2 separate regions of the Homo sapiens genome follow, and region 2 is linked to region 1. The links are chromatin contacts, found by Hi-C or POLR2A ChIA-PET in ENCODE. All regions are on one chromosome and are shown on one strand. The core of a region is the stretch at or near the end of the contact, and the rest is flanking DNA. Distances in the headings are between cores, read along the strand shown. Region 1 holds the start of CCDC80 (coiled-coil domain containing 80). Region 2 overlaps CCDC80 (coiled-coil domain containing 80).

Region 1 (5,593 bases), core at 2,113-4,612:
AGGGTCCCCAGCCACTGACTTTGTACCACAGGGCCATGAGTTGTGTGAGCAGAACTTCATAGGTCACTAAACCAGAAGGAGCTACTGGCCTGCTGCCCTCTTTTGCCAGACTTCTGAGCTTCTTGACACAGTACAGGTTCAGTCACAGTCTGGCATCTAGCAATATGATTTTTACAAAACTAACAAGACAGACGTTAACATGCCCTGCCTCAGCCCATAGAAGAATGCCAAGGAGAAGGCTACTTACAAGGAGTCTTCGTTTGCCTTCAAAGGACCCCAGCAGGTCGGCCACTGACTTCTTGGGACTCTGCGTGAAGTGTTTGTTGGTGGGTTTCTGATAGCCATCCTGTTCTGTTTTACCTCCTTTTTTCTTCTTGCTCTTCTCTTTCTCTTGCTTGCTCTTTTTCTCAGACTTCTTCATTTGCTTTTCACTCTTAAGTAACTTGTCTGCGTTCTCATTCTTCATCTTTTTTTTCTTCTCCTTCTCTGGTTTCTCAAGCTTTTCATGCTTTTTAGACTCCTTTGCTTTTTTAAGGGGAACATTCCCCACCTGCAGCTCGTCCTCCAGCTGAGAGGCAGTAGGCCGGCTGAGGTCATACTTCTCCTCATACTCATTACTAAGAATTTTGTCCTGGGCCTTCTTTTTGGGAGGTTTCTCCTTTGCTGGCTTGGGAGGACCTGGCACCACATTTGGGTCTCGGTGGCCATGTTCCCGCCTGTCCATGCGGTTGTCCCGGAAACGGCCTGGGCCAGCAGCCCTTGTGCTGGGTTCTGAGATGGTGGTGGGAGGGGCATTTGTGAAGCTCTCCAAGCTGGTGGCCTTGCTGGGCCTCCTGGTTGTCTGTGGCCTCTCCCTGTGCTGATCCTTCCGGGATGGAGGGTAAAGATTCTCTGAAACTGAGGGTCTCCTGGCAGTGATCACCTCAGTGGTTGTAGGGGGCCTGTGGGAGGGTGAGGGGGTCCAGGGCCTCTGCGTGGTGGGAAAGGCAGTGGTGGTCATAGGTCTTGCAGCAACTGTTACCGCCCGGGACGTGGACCGAGTCACTGTTGTGGCTGGGGCAGGAGGAAGGGTGGTGGCTCTGGGGGTTGAGGGAGGTTGGGGCAAAGCTGGTGCAGTGGCGGCCAGTTTTCTCAGGACCTTCACCCGACTCTCTCTGGTTGGTGGGACTTGTGCTCTCCTTGGGTCCTCTTTCTTCTTCTCGCTGCCCAGGCTTGGCCTTCCTGCTCCCCCTCCACCGTCATTCCCCTCCGCCACCACCTGGCCCTCTACACCAGAGGCCTTACATTTCTGGACAAAGCCCTTCTGCCTGATCTTCTCGATCCTACGGATGGGGCCTTGGTCGATGACCTCGTACATGGCTTCCAGCCTAACGGGATATGGATAGCGCTCCTCCACCTGCAGCGTCTTCTTCAGCAGCACCATGCCAAACTTGCCCTTCTCCAGCTTCAGGAAGCTCATCAGCTTAGGGATGAGGCTAGGGTCCAGGGGCTGCTCCAGGATCTGGCCCTCGCTGGTGATCCTTCTCACCTTGCCTCCTTCCTCACCTGCCTGGTGGAAGAGCACAATCTGTTGGATGTGCCTCTCCGCCAGCTCACAGTACACATCGTCCTTCAGCAGGCTCATCATGAGGCGGTAGTAGCCTTCCGAGGCATGAGGGGCTGAGATGACCCATACTCTGTTCTTCCCTGCAAAGCTGGCAAGGATGTTGGGAGAGCTGGACCCCGAAGGGAAACGCAACATTCTTGACCGAGCTGAGGACCCCTCATCTCTGATCATCTCACGCGGAGAGCCCCTGGCTGCTGGTCTTTGCTCAGGTCTCACGGCGGCCCCATTGATGTCCGAGCGGGCTGGCGGCTCTGTTGGGCGAGCTAGTCTCAACACGGGCACACTCCTCCTTCTCTGGAGAGGCTGAAGGTTTGGTTCCTCCAGAGTGGATCTCTCAATTCCGCGAGACCTCCCAGTGTGCCTCAGAAACCGAGCTGGCCTACTGCTGTCCGGAGAAACCAAAGGCACTTTCCGTCCTCCGTGGCTGCCTCTAATAGTGGCATGGGGGTGGGGTTCTGATCCACACACTAGCCACATGGCCAACAGCATAGTGAAACGGGGTCCCATTCTCCATGTCATTGTGTAATCCACTTTGCGATGCACGGAGGTCATAAAACAAAGGGGAGGGGGAAAAAAGAAAGAAAATTATTTATCTGGAAACAGAGCTGGTCATTTTCTTTTTCTGTATCTCAGCCAAGGGGAGGGGAAAAGGTTGGTTAGAGAGAAGGAGGGAGGTCAGGAGATGGAAAATGGGATGAGATCCTGTTACTTTCAATCCCCTATAATTTGTTAGTGTTTAACAGAGACAGTTACATTAAGCAGGAAATCCAATTCAGTTTCCCAGTCAGCATGCTTGTACTGTTTCAACTAATGCTCTGGATGCTCCAAAGAAAATGCAAACTAGCATATTAATTATGACAACATTCACATTTCATTCCTTCAAAATAAGCAATAAAGAAACAAATAAACAGATCAAAGACAGAAAAGATTACACACTTACATGGTGGCTCATAGAGATGGAATGCAGAGGGTTGCAAAAGAAATCAGAAGTTTGGTTCCCAGGACAGTTTCCTAGATGAACTACTTTTCCTCCCAGCCCTCTCTCTCTTTACCGAGGGTGAGCAATACAAAAGGGGTGTGCTGCAGCTCCAGCTTTCAGAGTACCGCCACAGATCCACAGCCTGTCCTGATCTGAGAGCTGAGCCGATGCCTTTTCTTTCTGGCTGTGTCTTTTTACCTTCTGGACAAGTAGGATGAGGTGAAAGGAGCTGTCCTTCTAAGTCTTTGTATCTCCATTTGTCTGCAGTTTCTCCTCGGTCTCGTGTGTCTGTGTGTGCCAGTCCCTTGTGCTGACACAGGACGTCCCTTAAAGTCCAGTCCTGGCGATTTCTGAATCTCACTCTTTCCCTCTTTAAAGTTCCAGGATCCTTCTTATCTCCCTTTCCCCCATAGTCTGGCTTAGTCTCTTTGTTTCCGGGCGTAAAAGCACTGGGATTAATATGTTTTCCAGGCTGAGGGAAAACACAGGAATGTGATGTCGAAAAGGGACTTTTTTTTTCTTTCACTGTGCTTCTCTCCTCCCTTTATTTCTCCCTACCTTTTTCCTCCTCTTTTTCTTCTTCTTTTTCTTCTTTCTCTTGCCTGGATTCAGTCCCAGAAATGTTAGGACTACCTCAGTTTTGCTCCAAACCAAACTCAAACAACAGCAGCCACTGGAAATCAAGGAAACTTCACTAAGAATTTAACAGATCAGCAAAACACCGCCTCCTTCCCATTTTAGCACGTTCAGAGTGGACTCAGTGAGGAGTGAGAAGGCTGTTCTTTGGGGTGGGGTAAAGTTTTTAAACTCCACACATCATCATAAATCACTTTAGAAGAGGATGACTGGTGCCTTAACCCCTTCCAAACCAAGTCATCGGGGTAACTTCTCTTCCAGTCTGTTCTTACACTGTACTTTGGAAGGAGAAAATTCTCAGATTTCTGCATCAGGCTACATTCTTTTCTTAGAGACAGATACTCATTTGGGTCAGGGTGCTTGGCTGTGCTGACACAGACAGTATATATGTATTTATAGTCCCATGTGTATATTCTTATATCTTTCTCCCTGCTTTGTGCTTTTAGTTTGAGGTTGGAAAAGCCCATGGAAAACATGACTAGGTTGTTTTTATTTTATGCTAATTGGGGATCATATTACTGTGTTCTTGGTCCTAGTTTCTCCTCGGCATGGAAGGAAGCTGGTAAAAGGTTAGAAATGCAGGCAATGGCTGCAAGTCGAGATTGCAGTTGACTGTTACATCAGGGAACAGGCATTATGATCTCTAGCTTCAAAGCTCTGGCTGCAGATGGTAGACTAAGGGCTCCCTTGGAGGTCCCGAGTGTGTGTGTTTGTGTGTGTGTGTGTAGTGCAATATTTTCCTCTGCAGAGACTTTAGATGTCTGAAGGGCTTTAGGCAATCCATAGAAGTAGACTTATCAGGTTCTGAAAGAGAGAGTGAGGCAGCTTTGGGATTCCACCTCCTGAGTCTGCCATAAGGATTCAATGGAGAAGGAAGGGGTCTCAGGTTACGTGGATATTTCTTCCGGCCATGCTGGGCGAGCTGACTCTCCATGTCACTATTAACTGCCACCAACAGTGACAAGCCAGGGTTCTCAGAAACCTCCTTGCCAGCTCAGTCATGCTAATAGCGTCCCTCACTGGATCAAACTTCATCCCTAGTTGTTATGCCTTGATCAGCCCCATCTTGCCCTGGTCACATTTGACTTTTTTCACATAAGCTACGAGCATGGAACTGAGAAAGTCCTGTATAGAGGTTAACTATAGAGTTGCCCGGCCACACCTTGAAGTCCCAGGGGTACCAAGAAGGATGGCCAGCCCTGCTGTGGCATTCTCTCAGACACTTGTAAGGATAATAACAAAAGTGGGCTTCAGGCAGAGACCCTCTGTCCACTGGAGTCATAGATTGCAGCCTTCGTGGTATTCACCTGTTGGGTTGATCAACCTAGCCTTGTGCTAAGTTGGAGGGTCCTAGATGTTACTTCCTTTCTCATAATTTTCTAAGGCGTCCTACACTATCCTTACTGAGCTTTCTCCCTTCTGGCTTTTCATTTCCTCTTCTCTTCTCTCTGCTTATAACAACTACCATTTATTGAGCATTTACATGTGAAGCTTTGGGCTTAGTATTTTTGTGAATTCTTTTATTTAACCCTCACAGTATCCTTAGAAAGTAAACAGAATGATCCTCATTTTATAGATGAGCAAACTGAGGCTTGGTGAGTTTAAATAAATTGCCTATTGTCCCACAAAAGGTAAGCAGTAGCTCTGAAATTTGAACCCAGGTTTAGAACAGCCTACAAAGCGTGATGCTATCCTGCCTCTCTCTTTAATTTTCTACTCATACCTTCAGTTTTTTCCCTTCCTTCAATTCCTTTTTGCATTTCCCACATTCGTAGAAGAGTTTCATTTATTTGTTCAACCAGAGTACTTACACTTTTAGAGTCCTACTGTCTGGGATAATTGTGTAACTGTACTTTTTGCTTTTCTCAATAGGTCCTTAAAGCCCTTTATTATTTTTCTTGAATAAGTCATGACTTACACAAACCTCTCCATGATGTGCACAACATTTGTCACCTGTGCGCTGGTAAAGCTGAAATACAGCCACTTTAGCAACCCCGAATTGACCATGAGGAGCCACCCCAACCCTGGGTTGTGCCTGTCTTCCTAGGACCTCAGGCTTTCTTCCCTCTGTGAGCTTCAGTCACCAGATGGCGCACTAAACACACACACCAGAGAGGACCTAACACTCCACCGCCGCCGTTAGTCCCCACCCCACACCCAACTCCTTCCCCCAGTCTCTTCTCACACACAGATACATACACACACACTGGCAAAGTGGGGCTTCTCATGCTTGTTTTCATCTCAATGCCTAAACGCTTACCTGGGGCTTCAGAAAATCCTCCTGAAGAAGTATTGGAGGCACGTACCTAATAAGAGCAATGATAAATTCTCATTCATTCATTTCCGGGGAGATCTATAATGATTAATGGCTT
Region 2 (5,593 bases), core at 2,114-4,613, 36 kb before region 1:
CTTATTAGAATTAATAATAATACTAAAATGATTTGGAGAATTAATGATTAATAACAGTGGAAAATAGCCTTCCCATTATTGTTAGAGGATGGTGCCATCATGATGCTAAATGCCTATCTGAGGGGAAGCTCATAAATATTACTTGACAATATTACTTGATAAATATTTGTTGAAAAAAGAAATGTAGTAAAGAAGCAAGGATGGCTGGGCATGGTGGAGCATGGCTGTGGTCCCAGCTAACTTGGGATGCTGAGGTGGGAGGATTGTTTGAGGGAAGCTGAGTTTGCAGTGAGCCAAGATTGCACTACTGCACTGCAGCCTGGGTGACAGAGTGAGACCCTCTCCAAAAAAAGAAAAAAAAAAAGAGAAAAAAAAGAAGCAGCAGCAACGAAAGGAGGGAGGAAGGGAGAAAGTTTACTTTGATATGCCATATGATTGAAACAAATGCTCTTTTTTCAAAGACAAGGATTATACTCCTTTGCATTCCAGCTACTTTGGTCCATTGTAACTTGGTAACCTTTGCCTTGAAAACAAAAAGAATCCCTGGATATAATCTCCTTCCTTGTAATTTTTTTTATAAGATGCCAGTATGGTAATAGGTCCATTAGCAAGTAAGTACAGGCACATCTTATTTTATTATACTTCTCAGATACTGCATTTTTTACAAATTGAAGGTTTGTGGCAACCCTGCATCAAGGAAGTCTGTTGACATCATTTTTGCAATAGTATGTACTCACTTTATGTCTCTGTGTCACATTTTGGTAATTCTTGCCATATTTCACACTGTTTCATTATTATCTCTGTTATTAAAATCTGTAGTCAACGATCTTTGATGTTGCTATTATAATTACTGGGGGCACCATGAACCACACTTATATAACACAGTAAACTTAATAAATGTGTGTATGTTCTGATTGCTCCAACAACCAACCTTTCTCCAATCTTTCTCCTTCTTCTCAGGCCTCCTTAGTCCCTGAGACACAATATTGAAAGTAGATCAATTAATAACCCTAAAATAGCCTCCAGGTATTTCAAGTGAGAGGAAGTTGCAATCTTTCACTTTAAATCAAAAGCTAGAAATGAATAAGCTTAGTGAGGAAGGTGTGTCAAAAGCTGAGACAGGCTGAAAGCTAAGCCTCTTATGCCAAACAACCAAGTTGTAAATGCAAAGGAAAAGTTCTTGAAGGAAATTAAAAGTGCTACTTTGTGAATGCATGAATGATAAAAAAGTAAAACAGCCTTACTGCTGATATGGAGAAACTTTGAGTCATCTGAATAGAAGATCAAGCCAGCCACAAAATTCCCTTAAGCCAAAGCCTAGTTCAGAGCAAGGCCCTAACTCTCTTCAATTCTATGAAAGCTAAAGGGAGGTGAGGAAGCTTCAGAAAAAAAGTTTGAAGGTAGCAGAGTCTGGTTCATGAGTTTGAAGAAAAGAAGCCTTGTGCATCCATAAAAGTGCAAAGTAAAGCAGCAAATGTTGATGTAGAAGCTGCAGTAAGTTATCCAGAAGATCTAGTTAAGATAATTAATGAAAGTGGCTACACTAAACAATAGATTTTCAAAAGAGATGAAACAGCCTTATATTGGAAGAAGATGCCATCTCAGACTTACGTATCTAGAGAGGAGTAGTCAATGCCTCACTTCAAAGCTTCAACCAACAGGCTTACTCCTTGTTAGAAGTTAACGCAGCTGGTGATTTTAAGTTGAAATCAATGCTCATTTACCATTTCCCCAAATCCTACGACTTTTCAGAATTATGCTAAATCTAATCTGCCTGTGCTCTATAAATGGAGCAACAAAGCCTGAATGACAGCATGTCTATGGACAGCATGGTTTACTGGACATTTTAAGCTCACTTTTTGAGTCTTACTGCTCAGAAAAAAAAAGAATCTTTTAAAAATATTGCTGTTCGGGCCGGGCGCAGTGGCTCATGCCTGTAATCCCAGCACTTTGGGAGGCCGAGGCCAAAGTCAGTAGTTCGAGACCACCCTGACTAACATGGTGAAACCCCATCTCTACTAAAAATACAAAAATAAGCTGGGTGTAGTGGTGGGCGCCTGTAAATCCAGCTACTCAGGGGTCTGAGGCAGGAGAATCACTTGAACCCCGGAGGCAGAGGTTGCAGTGAGCCAAGATCGCACCACTGCACTCCAGCCTGGGTGACAGAGCGAGACTCCATCTCGAAAAAAATATATATATATATAATATATATTATATATTTTATATATGTATATAAAATATATATATAAATGATCAGTTCCAGACCACTATAATATATATATATATAGCTGTTCACTGACAATATACCCAGTCACCCAAGAACTTGGATAGAGATATACAAGGAGATTAATATTTTCGTGCCTGCTAACACAATACCTATTGTGCAGCACAGGAATCAAGGAGTCATTTGCACTTTTCGTAAGACTATAACTGTCACAGATTGTGATCCCGCTAATGGATCTGGGCAAAGCAAATTAAAAACCTGGAAAGGATTCACCATTCTAGATGCTGTTAAGAACATCGTGATTCATGGGAGAAGGTCAAAATAGGAAGATCAATGAGTTCGGAAACTGATTCCATCCCTCATGGATGATTTTAAGAGGCCCAAGACTTCATTGGAGGAAGCTCTGCTATAGACATAGTGGAAATAGCAAGAGAACTGGAATTAGAAGTGGAGCCTGAAGATGTGACTGAATTGCTGCAATCTCATTACAAAAGTTTAATAGATGAAGACTTGCTTCTTATGAATGAACGAAGAAAGTGATTTCTTGAGATGGAATCTACTCGCGTAAGTTGCTATGTACATTATTGAAATGACAACAAAGGATTTACAACATTACATAAATTTCATTAATAAAGCAGCAACAGGGTTTGAGAGGATTGGCTCCAATTTCAAAAGAAGTTGTACTACTGGTAAAATGCTATCATACAGCATCACATGCTGCAGAGAAATCTTTCATGAAGAAAAAGTCAATCGAAGTGGCAAACTTCATTGCTGTCTTATTTTAAGAAATTGCCACCATCACCCCCAACCTTCAGTAACCACCACCCTGATCATTCAGCAGCCATCAACATCAATGCAAAAAGATTATGATCATTAGCAATTTTTAGCAATAAAGTATTTTTAAAATAAAACATGTACATTTTTTGGACATAAAGCTATTATACACTTAATAGACTACTAAAGAGTGTAAACATAACTTTTATATGCACTGAGAAACCAAAAATTTTGTGTGACTCACTTTATTGCGATATCCACTTTATTATGGTGGTCTGGAACTGATCCTGTAATATCTCCATGGTATGCCTGTGCTGTACAGGGGGTAAAGTGTGAGGGGTCAAGAATTTTCATGCCAGAAATTCCATAGCAGCCTACTAGAACTCTGGAAGTATCGCCTTTGGCTGCAGTGCCAGATTCTGGTGAGGATTTCCTGGACCCCGATTTATATCTGAAAAAACACTAAAAATAACAGAAGCAGGGCAGGAAGTGGCTATGATAACAAAGCTGGGCTTGGTACTTTCTCTGGCTTTTGTGGCCAATATTACTGGACTCCCGTGGTATCAAGTTTCATAAAAGAAACTCATACAAAGCAGAGATATCTTAATTATTTTCAGACTGGCATTTCAAAAAGTGTCAATTTAAGTAAGTATTATAAGTTATTTGTTCTTTGTTTTATCTTTTCAGATGTTTCTTGAAAACATTGTGGTGTGATCTTTAACAGAGTTTTCACTTACCAATTAATACAAAAAATAAGAAAAAGCTTTAAATACATATTTTATAAAATTTTATATGCCAAATAAGGTCCTTCATATAAGAAAAGGAAAATAATATCAATTTTCAGTACTATTATTTAGCACTAGAGCCCCTCCAGTTAGAAAAACAATTCTTTTAAATGTCTTTATGATTTGAGGTTTCAATAATAACTCATGAATAGGTGAAAGTTTGCTATTTATTTAGTCTTAGAAAAACACTGAAAGAAAAAGGCAGGAAATGTAGTACGCAGTGTGGAAGAATGGAGCTGGCCACATGTAGTTTTAGCAGCTGCAGAGGAAACTGGCTGAGTCTAAGGTTACATATTTCTGCTCAGTAAGGGTATCCATGGTGATAACTCTCATGATGACGGTAGTCATCCTGGTAACCATCCTGGTATCCTTGGTGGTAACTATGGTAACCATAGCCTGCATACTCATCTTCTGGGCAGCGCATCCCCAGTGACTGCTGAATCGCCATTTCCTGTCTCCGAAGTTGCATCGAATCAATTAAATCGTACACAATCACCATGGACCACATTGGGGAAGGATACCAGGATTTGACATTTCCGTCTTTTCCGACTAGAAGCATGGAGAAGTACTCCGGGCTCACTTGAAAATAGTTACGAATGTCTTTCACCAAATGGGCTGGTACGTCTTCTCGCTCAACAACAGAGCTCCCTAGAATAACATTGGAATAGTTATTGTTAGTAGATTAAACAGTCAGAGCCCATGAAAACATTAAAGTGTGAGGAAATTACTGTGAGAATAGGGAGGACCCATGAGCCTCTTCTCTTTAGTTCAAAATCTAATTAAAGAAGTTTGCTGGGGCTTTTTCTACTAGAAATTAAATGTCCCTGCTTTCTGCAACACGATTAGGGTCAAACTTTGGGGCACTCGATGTGTCTTTTGTAGGAATGTTACAAAGTATAAAACCAATTCCTTAATTTAATCCTGGCAAGACTAATTTCTTTAAAATTTGTCACTAACAAGGATTATATAGTTTATCTTTCTAAGTTTATTTCCAATTAGCTTAGTTACTTCTCTGTAACTACAGCTTACCTTTTGACACATCTTAATGATAAAAAGCTTATTTCATTGTTAAAAGTGAAAATATCAATTCTGTTAAGATCTAGAGGAATATTTAAACTATTGTGAATAGTGAAAAGAATAGAGGGGAAGGAGAAAAGGAGCTGACACTTTCAAGTCTGCTGTGTCCGGCATTCTGCCAAGTATTTTACACACATTATTTAAAGAGCTTGGTCTTGGAAGAAAGGACTGGATTTGCTTTCTGAAAACTTCAGTCAAGAGTCTTTTTTTGTTTTGTTTTGTTTTGTTTTGTTTTGTTTTGTTTTGTTTTTGAGATGGAGTCTTGCTCTGTCACCCAGGCTGGAGTGCAGTGGTGTGATCTCGGCTCACCGCAATCTCCACCTCCGAGGTTCAAGCGATTGTCCTACCTCAGCCTCCCAGGTAGCTGGGACTACAGGCGCATGCCACCATGCCTGGCTAATTTTTGTATTTTTAGTAGAGACGGATTTTACCATGTTGGCCAGGCTGGTTTCGAACTCCTGACCTCAAGTGTTCTGCCCACCTCGGCCTCCCAAAGTGCTAGGATTACAGACGTGAGCCACCATGCCCGGCTTCTCTGAGCCTTTTAGTGTATGTGTCTTTCAGCTTCTCTGAGCCTTTTAGTGTATGTCCTTATCTGTTGAAAGGGAATCAATGAGATATGACCTATGTGCCTCACAAAACTATTGTGAGAATTAAATGATATAAAATAGAAGAAAATGCTTTGTAAACCATAAGGACCTATACGGACCCCCAAAAAGCATTATTTTAGTTA

What was found. Hi-C counts contacts between places; a loop is a spot of excess contacts on that map. ChIA-PET counts read pairs that join two places held with the same protein, here RNA polymerase II (POLR2A). Pooled maps may share reads with other maps.
Region 2: a loop to region 1 is called in a map of endothelial cell of umbilical vein, with 7 times the contacts of the local background. The contact joins the enhancer-like site here to the promoter of CCDC80 in region 1. A Hi-C loop is called at or near these places in 2 of 168 maps with a recorded cell type or tissue (PC-9 and endothelial cell of umbilical vein) and 5 of 50 pooled maps. POLR2A ChIA-PET finds 5 or more read pairs at or near these places in 11 of 52 experiments (A673, AG04449, AG04450 and 7 more).

The regions. Positions count from the first base shown.
Region 1 is chr3:112,637,781-112,643,373 of GRCh38, forward strand. It overlaps CCDC80 (coiled-coil domain containing 80), which reads right to left and starts at 3,363. Exons shown (of 8, transcript NM_199511.3): 1 at 2,547-3,363; 2 at 248-2,136. The coding sequence starts at 2,125.
Region 2 is chr3:112,601,333-112,606,925 of GRCh38, forward strand. CCDC80 (coiled-coil domain containing 80) reads right to left here. Exons shown (of 8, transcript NM_199511.3): 8 at 1-4,431. The coding sequence ends at 4,085. Among named protein-coding and RNA genes, the nearest start is that of CCDC80, 37 kb to the right of the region's middle. RefSeq lists an enhancer at 2,556-2,725. Within about 2 kb of position 3,364, at least 5 of the 41 ENCODE cell types and tissues checked have a DNase peak (open chromatin) inside an H3K27ac peak, as active enhancers do; they include PC-3, PC-9 and endothelial cell of umbilical vein, where a contact is called at or near this core.